Regions from separate parts of the Homo sapiens genome. Here region 2 is linked to region 1. A link is a contact called in ENCODE Hi-C or POLR2A ChIA-PET data. All regions are on one chromosome and are shown on one strand. The core of a region is the stretch at or near the end of the contact, and the rest is flanking DNA. Distances in the headings are between cores, read along the strand shown. Region 1 holds the start of ZNF484 (zinc finger protein 484). Region 2 overlaps FGD3 (FYVE, RhoGEF and PH domain containing 3).

What was found. Hi-C counts contacts between places; a loop is a spot of excess contacts on that map. ChIA-PET counts read pairs that join two places held with the same protein, here RNA polymerase II (POLR2A). Pooled maps may share reads with other maps.
Region 2: a loop to region 1 is called in a map of naive thymus-derived CD4-positive, alpha-beta T cell, with 6 times the contacts of the local background. The contact joins the enhancer-like site here to the promoter of ZNF484 in region 1. A Hi-C loop is called at or near these places in 1 of 168 maps with a recorded cell type or tissue (naive thymus-derived CD4-positive, alpha-beta T cell) and 5 of 50 pooled maps. POLR2A ChIA-PET finds 5 or more read pairs at or near these places in 6 of 52 experiments (OCI-LY7, activated CD4-positive, alpha-beta T cell, activated T-cell and 2 more).

Annotation. Positions count from the first base shown.
Region 1 is chr9:92,876,438-92,880,031 of GRCh38, reverse strand. ZNF484 (zinc finger protein 484) reads left to right here and starts at 1,994. Exons shown (of 5, transcript NM_031486.4): 1 at 1,994-2,142. RefSeq lists enhancers at 1,751-2,190, 1,704-2,239.
Region 2 is chr9:92,984,587-92,988,180 of GRCh38, reverse strand. The region is part of intron 3 of FGD3 (FYVE, RhoGEF and PH domain containing 3); the gene reads right to left. Among named protein-coding and RNA genes, the nearest start is that of FGD3, 39 kb to the right of the region's middle. RefSeq lists an enhancer at 1-247. Within about 2 kb of position 1,825, at least 4 of the 41 ENCODE cell types and tissues checked have a DNase peak (open chromatin) inside an H3K27ac peak, as active enhancers do.

The DNA.
Region 1 (3,594 bases), core at 745-3,244:
AGCCATGCCAGAGTGATCAGATATCACCTGGGGATAGTAGACAATAAGAAAACCAATTAGATATCAATGGTGATCAGATACGAAGATGGAGGATTCTGACTAAATTGCCTTGCTAGGATTCTTACTAATATTGGGCAATTCACAGACAACACAAAAGCCCAAAAGCCAGGGTTTAGTTGACAAGAGAGTTCAAAGGAGCATGGCTAGAGTCTGGTTATGGAGAGAATTTTTGTCAGCTGACTGGGTCTTCCAGAACTGTGTAGAATAAAAATGATGAGCACAGACATATTTTCCTTCTTCCCAAACTGAACAGGAAAGCATTCAGTCTTTTTCATCTTTTAGTTTGACATTAGCTGTAGATTTTTTTCTAACTTAAAAGTTAGAAAGTTTACCTCTGTTCCTAATTCCTGAAAGTTTTTTTTTCATTATAAATGGGTGTTGAATTTTCTCAAATTCTTTTCCTGCATTGATATAATCATGTAATATGCTTATCTTTAGCTTGCTAATGTGGGGGGTTACACAAATTGATTTTTGAATACCAAAACAGCTTTTTATTCCTGGAATAAATATCACTTGTTCATGGTTTGTAGTTATTTTTATATATTGTTGAATTATTTTTGCTATTATTTGGTTGAGAATTTTTCCATCTATATTCATGAAGAATACTGATTTCTTCTTCTTCTGTCTTTAGCTCTGATATCAGAGTAACACTGGCCTCATGAGTTGGAATATCTTTCTATTGTCTTCTTTCTATTCTTTTTTTATTCTGGAAGAGACTGGATATAATTCGTGTTAACCTTTAAATGTTTGTTAGAATTCTCTGATCTAGCTATCCAGGCCTTAAGATTTCTTTTTCAGATATTTCAAATTATGACTTCAGTTCTAGGGCTATTCAACATAACTATTTCATGTAAGAGAGAATTTGTGCTTTTTCAAGAATTAGTGCATTTCATCTATGTTGTGAAATTTATGTTTGTAGAGTTGTTTGTAGTATTCTCTTTATTCTTTTGATTTCGTCATGGTCTACAGTGGTATCTCCTGTTTCATTCTGGATATTGATATTTTGTGTCTCCTCTACAGATTTGTCAATTTTATTAACATTTACAGAACCAGCTTTTGTTTAATCGGTTTTTCTCTATTTTTCTTTTTACATTTTATTGAGTCATCTTCTTATCCTTATTATTTCCTTTCTTTCACTTGCCTTCGGTTTATTTTGCTCTTCTTTTTCTAGTATGTGAGGGAGCTTGGTTATTGCTTTGAAATTTTTTTCTTTTCTAATGTAAGCCCTTAGTGGTATATACATTTTTCTCTCACCACTGATTTAGCCACATCCCACAAATTTTGATATGTTGTGTTTCACTGTCATTCATTTCAATGTATTTTAAAAATTCATTCACTTTCACTTTCATTCATTTCAATGTATTTTAAAAATTTGAGACTTTCTCTCTGAACAATGGATTATTTAGCATGTGTTTTCACGTGTTTGGAGATTTTCCTTTTATCTTCCTGTTATTGATTTCTAGTTTAATTCTATTGTGTTCAGAGAACAAACTGTATGATTTCAGTTGTTTCAAATTTGCTGAGATTTGTTTTATGACCCAGGTTACTTCATATCTTGCTAAATGTCCCATCGACACGAATAAAATGTGTATTCGGCTGCGTTTGCGGTGTTACATAAATGCTGATTAGTTCCTGTTGATTAACAGTGTTGTTGTGTCCACAGAAGCATTGGAGAAAGACTGTAACCTGAGGTGATAGGCTTTGATTGTGTCCTGGCTTAGTATGATGGGACACACCTCTGCTTGCTTCCTTTCCTTTGGACAACCCTCAGCCTCTCAGTCTCTACATGACCTCAACATGGCCGCCCACAGGCCAGAGTGTCTACATGGGCGCCGCCATACTGGCGCCCAGCCTAAGCCGCTGAAACGGGAGCGTGTTTGGCAAAGCGCCATGTTGATTACTGGCAACCTTCAGGCCATGAAGACTGCTGAGCATGCGCAAACCCAGGCAGCGCTGTAAGAAGTACCTCTAGGCCTGGGAGGCATTGAGAAAAAGGAAGTGGGTCCTGTTCTGGTTCTTGCGACTATAGTCACCTCCCGAGGCAAATGACCACTGTCCTGAGAGGACGTGGGTGAGGGGCAGGTGAGTAGAGGGATGGCAGCATCTGTGGACTGAGCAAGAAGAATCTCTGATGTCTGTCCTGAGCCTTCCGGTCAGTGATGGGGTCGGTCAGTGGATGGAATAGTGGAAGTCGGAGCGATCTCTGATGGTGGATCTGAGGGAGGAGTGAGGGGGCACTGAGGGGTCTCTGGTGGTGGATCTGCAGGCGGAGTGAGGACGGACTGGGGGTCTCTGTCTGGTGGTGGATCTGAGGGCGGAGTGAGGGCGGACTGTGGGGTTGTGGGGGAGGATGACTATGGGAACTAAGGAGGGATCTGAGGAGTGTGAATGATGCACATCTTAATTAGTTTCCTCTCTTTTATACGTACCGATCTGTTTATATTTTCGTTTCTGTTTCATTATAATGATATATTTTGCTAAAGATTTAAAGAATATATTACATAGAATTGCATGTTTCCATTTCCATTTTGTTCTCTTTCATATCCAGACTAGTAGCTCCTTTATCATTACGGTTATTATATTTATATATCATTCATTCTTTCTCTATTTAAAAAGAATCAAGCGTCTGAAAGGTTTATCTGTTTCATTGGACATTTTGAAATGTCCAATAAAATACTCCCTACTCTTTTAATATTAATTTTTTTCTCTTTTTCTTTTTAGGTACTTTCTCTTTTTCCCACTTTTTGATGTAATTTGTTGTTCTTTCCCTTATTTTCTTAAGTTTTATGCGGGATACATTTAGGGTTGTAAAGTTTCTTTAAGTACATCTTTATGAAATGCATAAGTTCATTTTGATGTTTCCCTTTGAATCTTAGTTATTTAGGAGAGTTTATTCATTCCCAAATTATTAAAGTATGTTTTAGCTGTTTTTTATTTTATTGTATTGTCAGAAAATGCAGACTATCAAGTCTCAACTTTTAACAATTTATCAAGATTTTCCTTGAAGCCAAGTTACTCAATGAACTTTGTTCAACAGATATAAAAGAAAAATTATATTTTGTTGTATGGACCAAAATTCTCTTTAATTAAGTCTTGCTTGTTGGTATTTTTCAAATCTTTATCTTTCCTAATTTTGATCTACTTGTTTCATATTCTGGAGGAGATACAATAAAAATCACTTTTAATAGTTCATTTTGCAGTTATATGTGCTTTTTTGCTAATTTTATTTGTGCATCTGAGGGATGGGCATACATACACTTAATGGTTAGTGCATTTTTTATCCTTTTTCATGTATTAAGTGGTATTATTATAGGATCCCTTTTTTCAACCAAAAAGAAAAAAGAAAAACACTTTTTAACATCGAATTCCAAGAAAAACACTTTTTAACATCGAATTCCACGTTGATACTCACATTGCCACCCTTGTTTTTACTTTCATTGCATTTGGATGATGTCTTTGCCCAGAGCTTTATTTTGTATCCTATTTGTCTCTGTGTCAGATTACCTATTTGTTTACAATAGATACTTTTGCTTT
Region 2 (3,594 bases), core at 576-3,075, 110 kb before region 1:
TGGGAGCCTGTTGGCAGGACCCCTCTTTCTTTGCTGAGAGCTTTCTTTTTGTCTAATAAATCCGCCCTCCTCACCCTTCAATGTGTCCTTGTGCCTAATTTTTCCTGGTAATGAGACAAGAACCCGGATTTTAGCTGAACTAAGGAGCAAAAAATCCTGCATTGGTCAGGTGGTTGCTAAACAGCCTCTTTAAAATAATAACTGGTTGCAGCCAGCACCAGGGAAATGCAGTCTCCCAATAGATAGAAAAACCTGAAACAGATAATCAGCTTCCTGATAAGATCTCAAGAGTTGGATAAATGGACTCATGCATGCGCGCTAAGGGGCGAAATGGTGAAGTGTAATTGGTATATGACCGTCTAGGAACACTTGACAGGTACAGGAAGAATGGCTCAAGTGAGCATGCTCACAACTCCAGTAAACACACTACACATACGGCCCCTCCCAAGTGCTGGTGGGCCACTGGGCATGCAGACAGCCCACCACACGAAAGAATCAGGGGCGAAGGGATGTAACTCCCTGGAAGCATGCCAGTGCAGAATACCCCAAGTCAAAGGATAAACGGAGCACATGAATCTCTCAAGTCAGAGAGGAGGGACCTTGGAGTCTGCACTGAGTAGAACTGAGGCACCCATGGCCCTCCTAGACAGGAGGCTCATGAGAGTGGTAGGGCTAAAACCTAACACCATGCAATGTCTGTTGTTTCCTCTGCTTTTTCTTTTTTTTCTTTCTTTCTTTTTTTTTTTTTTGAGACAGAGTCTCGCTCTGTCGTCCAGGCTGGAGTGCAGTGGCACTATCTCGGCTCTCTGCAAGCTCCGCCTCCTGGGTTCACACCATTCTTCTGCCTCAGCCTCCCAAGTAGCTGGGATTACAGGCACCCACCACCACACTTAGCTATTTTTTTGTATTTTTAGTAGAGATGGGGTTTTACCGTGTTAGCCAGGATGGTCTCGATCTCCTGACCTCATGATCTGCCCACCTCAGCCTCCCAAAGTGCTGGCATTACAGGCGTGAGCCACTGCACACAGCCTCCTCTGCTTTTTCAACTAAAATTGGTTGTTTTCCAAAAACCCATACTGCCTATTCTCCTGTTTTCTCTGTGTGTGTTCTGAAATGGCTTGTGCACTCACTGGACTGTCTACCTCGGAGGCAAGTCTGCCTCTTTGTTTTCACTTTGTATGTCACTTGACTTCTTAAACACACACTCCCTGTTATTCATGCACTCATGGCTCTTGCTGAATTTGTGTGGCAGCAAAGACACAGGCTCCCTTGGGGATACGCCATGAGATTTATACTTGTTTTTACCCTACCAGCTCGGATGACCTCTAACCCTTCCCCTGACTACTGGCACATGGCCAGGACAGACACTAATTGGAACCCTGGCTCTGCCAGCTCCTTCTGACTTACCATGTGCTTTTCATTCCTGTTATGCCCCAGGGCCAAGTTTTCCAGTGGCTTTTGAAGCAGTTTGTCTGCGGGCACAGGGCCTCACTCTGTGGTCCTTTAAGGACCCTGCCTACTTGCTTTTTTGAGTTAGTACCTTTTTGGGATAAGGGAACATTCTTCCTTTGCCATTGCAAGTTCTTACCCCAAGCCCCAAGTCCTCCAGAGGTTCTTCTTTTATGTCAAGAGGGAAAATAAACATCGCCCTCTCAAATGGAAGGGCTGCTATTTTTGTAAGCATATAAAGGCTTTCCATGAATATTCCTCTCACCTCCTCCCACTTCCTCCTGTAGCCTCCATTTCTCTAATCACTTCCACACCCCTCTCAACATGCATCAAGACCTTCAAGGTCATATTCAAAGGCAGGGGAGTCAGCCCCCTTGTGGCAGTTAGCTGAAAAACAGGCTTCTCATCTACTTAAAGAACATGAGAGATGGGACTCTGAGAAAAGAGATCATCATTTTGTTGCTCAGAATGCTCCGAGCAAGTCACTATAAGGTCATGGAGATAAGGATATAGGCTGGCTGAAGTCCATAGGCACAAGAGACCCATAGGACAGAGATAAAGGCTGATAGATTATCATTAAAACAGAGATGAAGGCAAGGTTAAGGGTACATGGTAAGACTGGTTCATTCCAGAACCCCAAGGATGAGCAGGGGGCCCACTGTTCACTCTGGTATTTCCTCTGTTGTCAAGTGGGTAATTGTGATGAAATGGGACCAAGGTTAAGGGTACACAGTAAGACTGGTTCATTCTGGAACCCTAAGGATGAATGGGGGATGCCCTATTCAAGATAATAGGAAAGTAAGAAGGGACACATTTTACCTTTTTCCTTTTTTTCTCCACTGTTCTTTCTTCACAGATGGGTAATCACATCTCCATACCACAGGACACACCCCTCAGATGTATTCCCAAAAAGTGGGAAAAGTTTGATCCCCTAAACCTTAAAACAGAAAAATGGGCCAGGTGCGGTGGTTCATGCTTGTAATCCTAGCACTTTGGGAGGTTGAGGTGGGTGGATCACCTGAGGTGAGGAGTTTGAGACCAGCCTGACCAACATGGTGAAACCCCATCTCTACTAAATACAAAAAATTAGCCAGGAATGATGGCTGACACCCGTAATCCCAGATACTTGGGAGGCTGAGGCAGGAGAATCACTTGAACTCGGGAGGCAGAGGTTACAGTGAGCTAAGATTGTGCCACTGCACTCCAGCCTGGGCAACAAGAGCAAAACTCTGTCAAAAAACAAACAAATAAACAAACAAACAAAAATAGAAAAACTAGGTTTTCTTTGTAATACTGTTTTTCCTCAAAATTAACTGGGAAGAAATAACAAAAGTCAGCCTCAGAACCCAGTGCCTCTATGCAGGAAATCCTCAAAGTCACCTCCTCAGTCTTTTATAACTGGGAGTAGAATCAGGAGGACAGGGCTAAGGAAAAAGAGAAGTGCAGGGACCAGAGGCAGGCTTAACTACTGGCTGCTCTGCAAGCCCACCAGCCTCCTCCAGGTTTCCCTAAGGACACTCCTCCAGGTAACTGCCATTGGCGTGGGAAGCCAGGCCACTGGAAGGCAAACTGCCCCAGTGGGACAAACGGGAGGAAACCTCACATGGTTTCCCCTCTCTGCCAAAAGCTTGGCCACTGGAAACGGGACTGCTTTGAAGGCTGAAGGGCCCCCAGGACAGAATCCCAACCCCTGATGGCCTTGAGCTGGAGAGCTCTCTGCTCTAGCTGGCTTCCAAATCAGACATTGGCACTAGCAGGACAAAGCCAAGGGTGACTCTGGAGGCAGCAAATAAAATTATAAATTTCCCTTTGGGTTCAAGAGCTGCCTACTCTGTGCTAATCTCCTCTGAGCAATTCTTCTCCAAATGCAGTCAGGTAATGTGGGCAAATAGCACTCCCTCCCTCCAAAAAAAAAAAAAAGAAAAAAAAGATTCACACCCCTTTACATTATTTAAGAGACCAATTACCACTTTCCCACCAGTCCCTGGTAGTGTCTAAATACCCTACACCTCTTTGGGGCAAAAATATACTTTCCTAGATGGGTGTTTGCTTAATATTTACCTGACCTCTGAATTCATCTTTATCTCTAAGAGCTCTATTTCTCCTGGGAAAGCCACCTAAATCTTTAACCAATAACTTTAACCT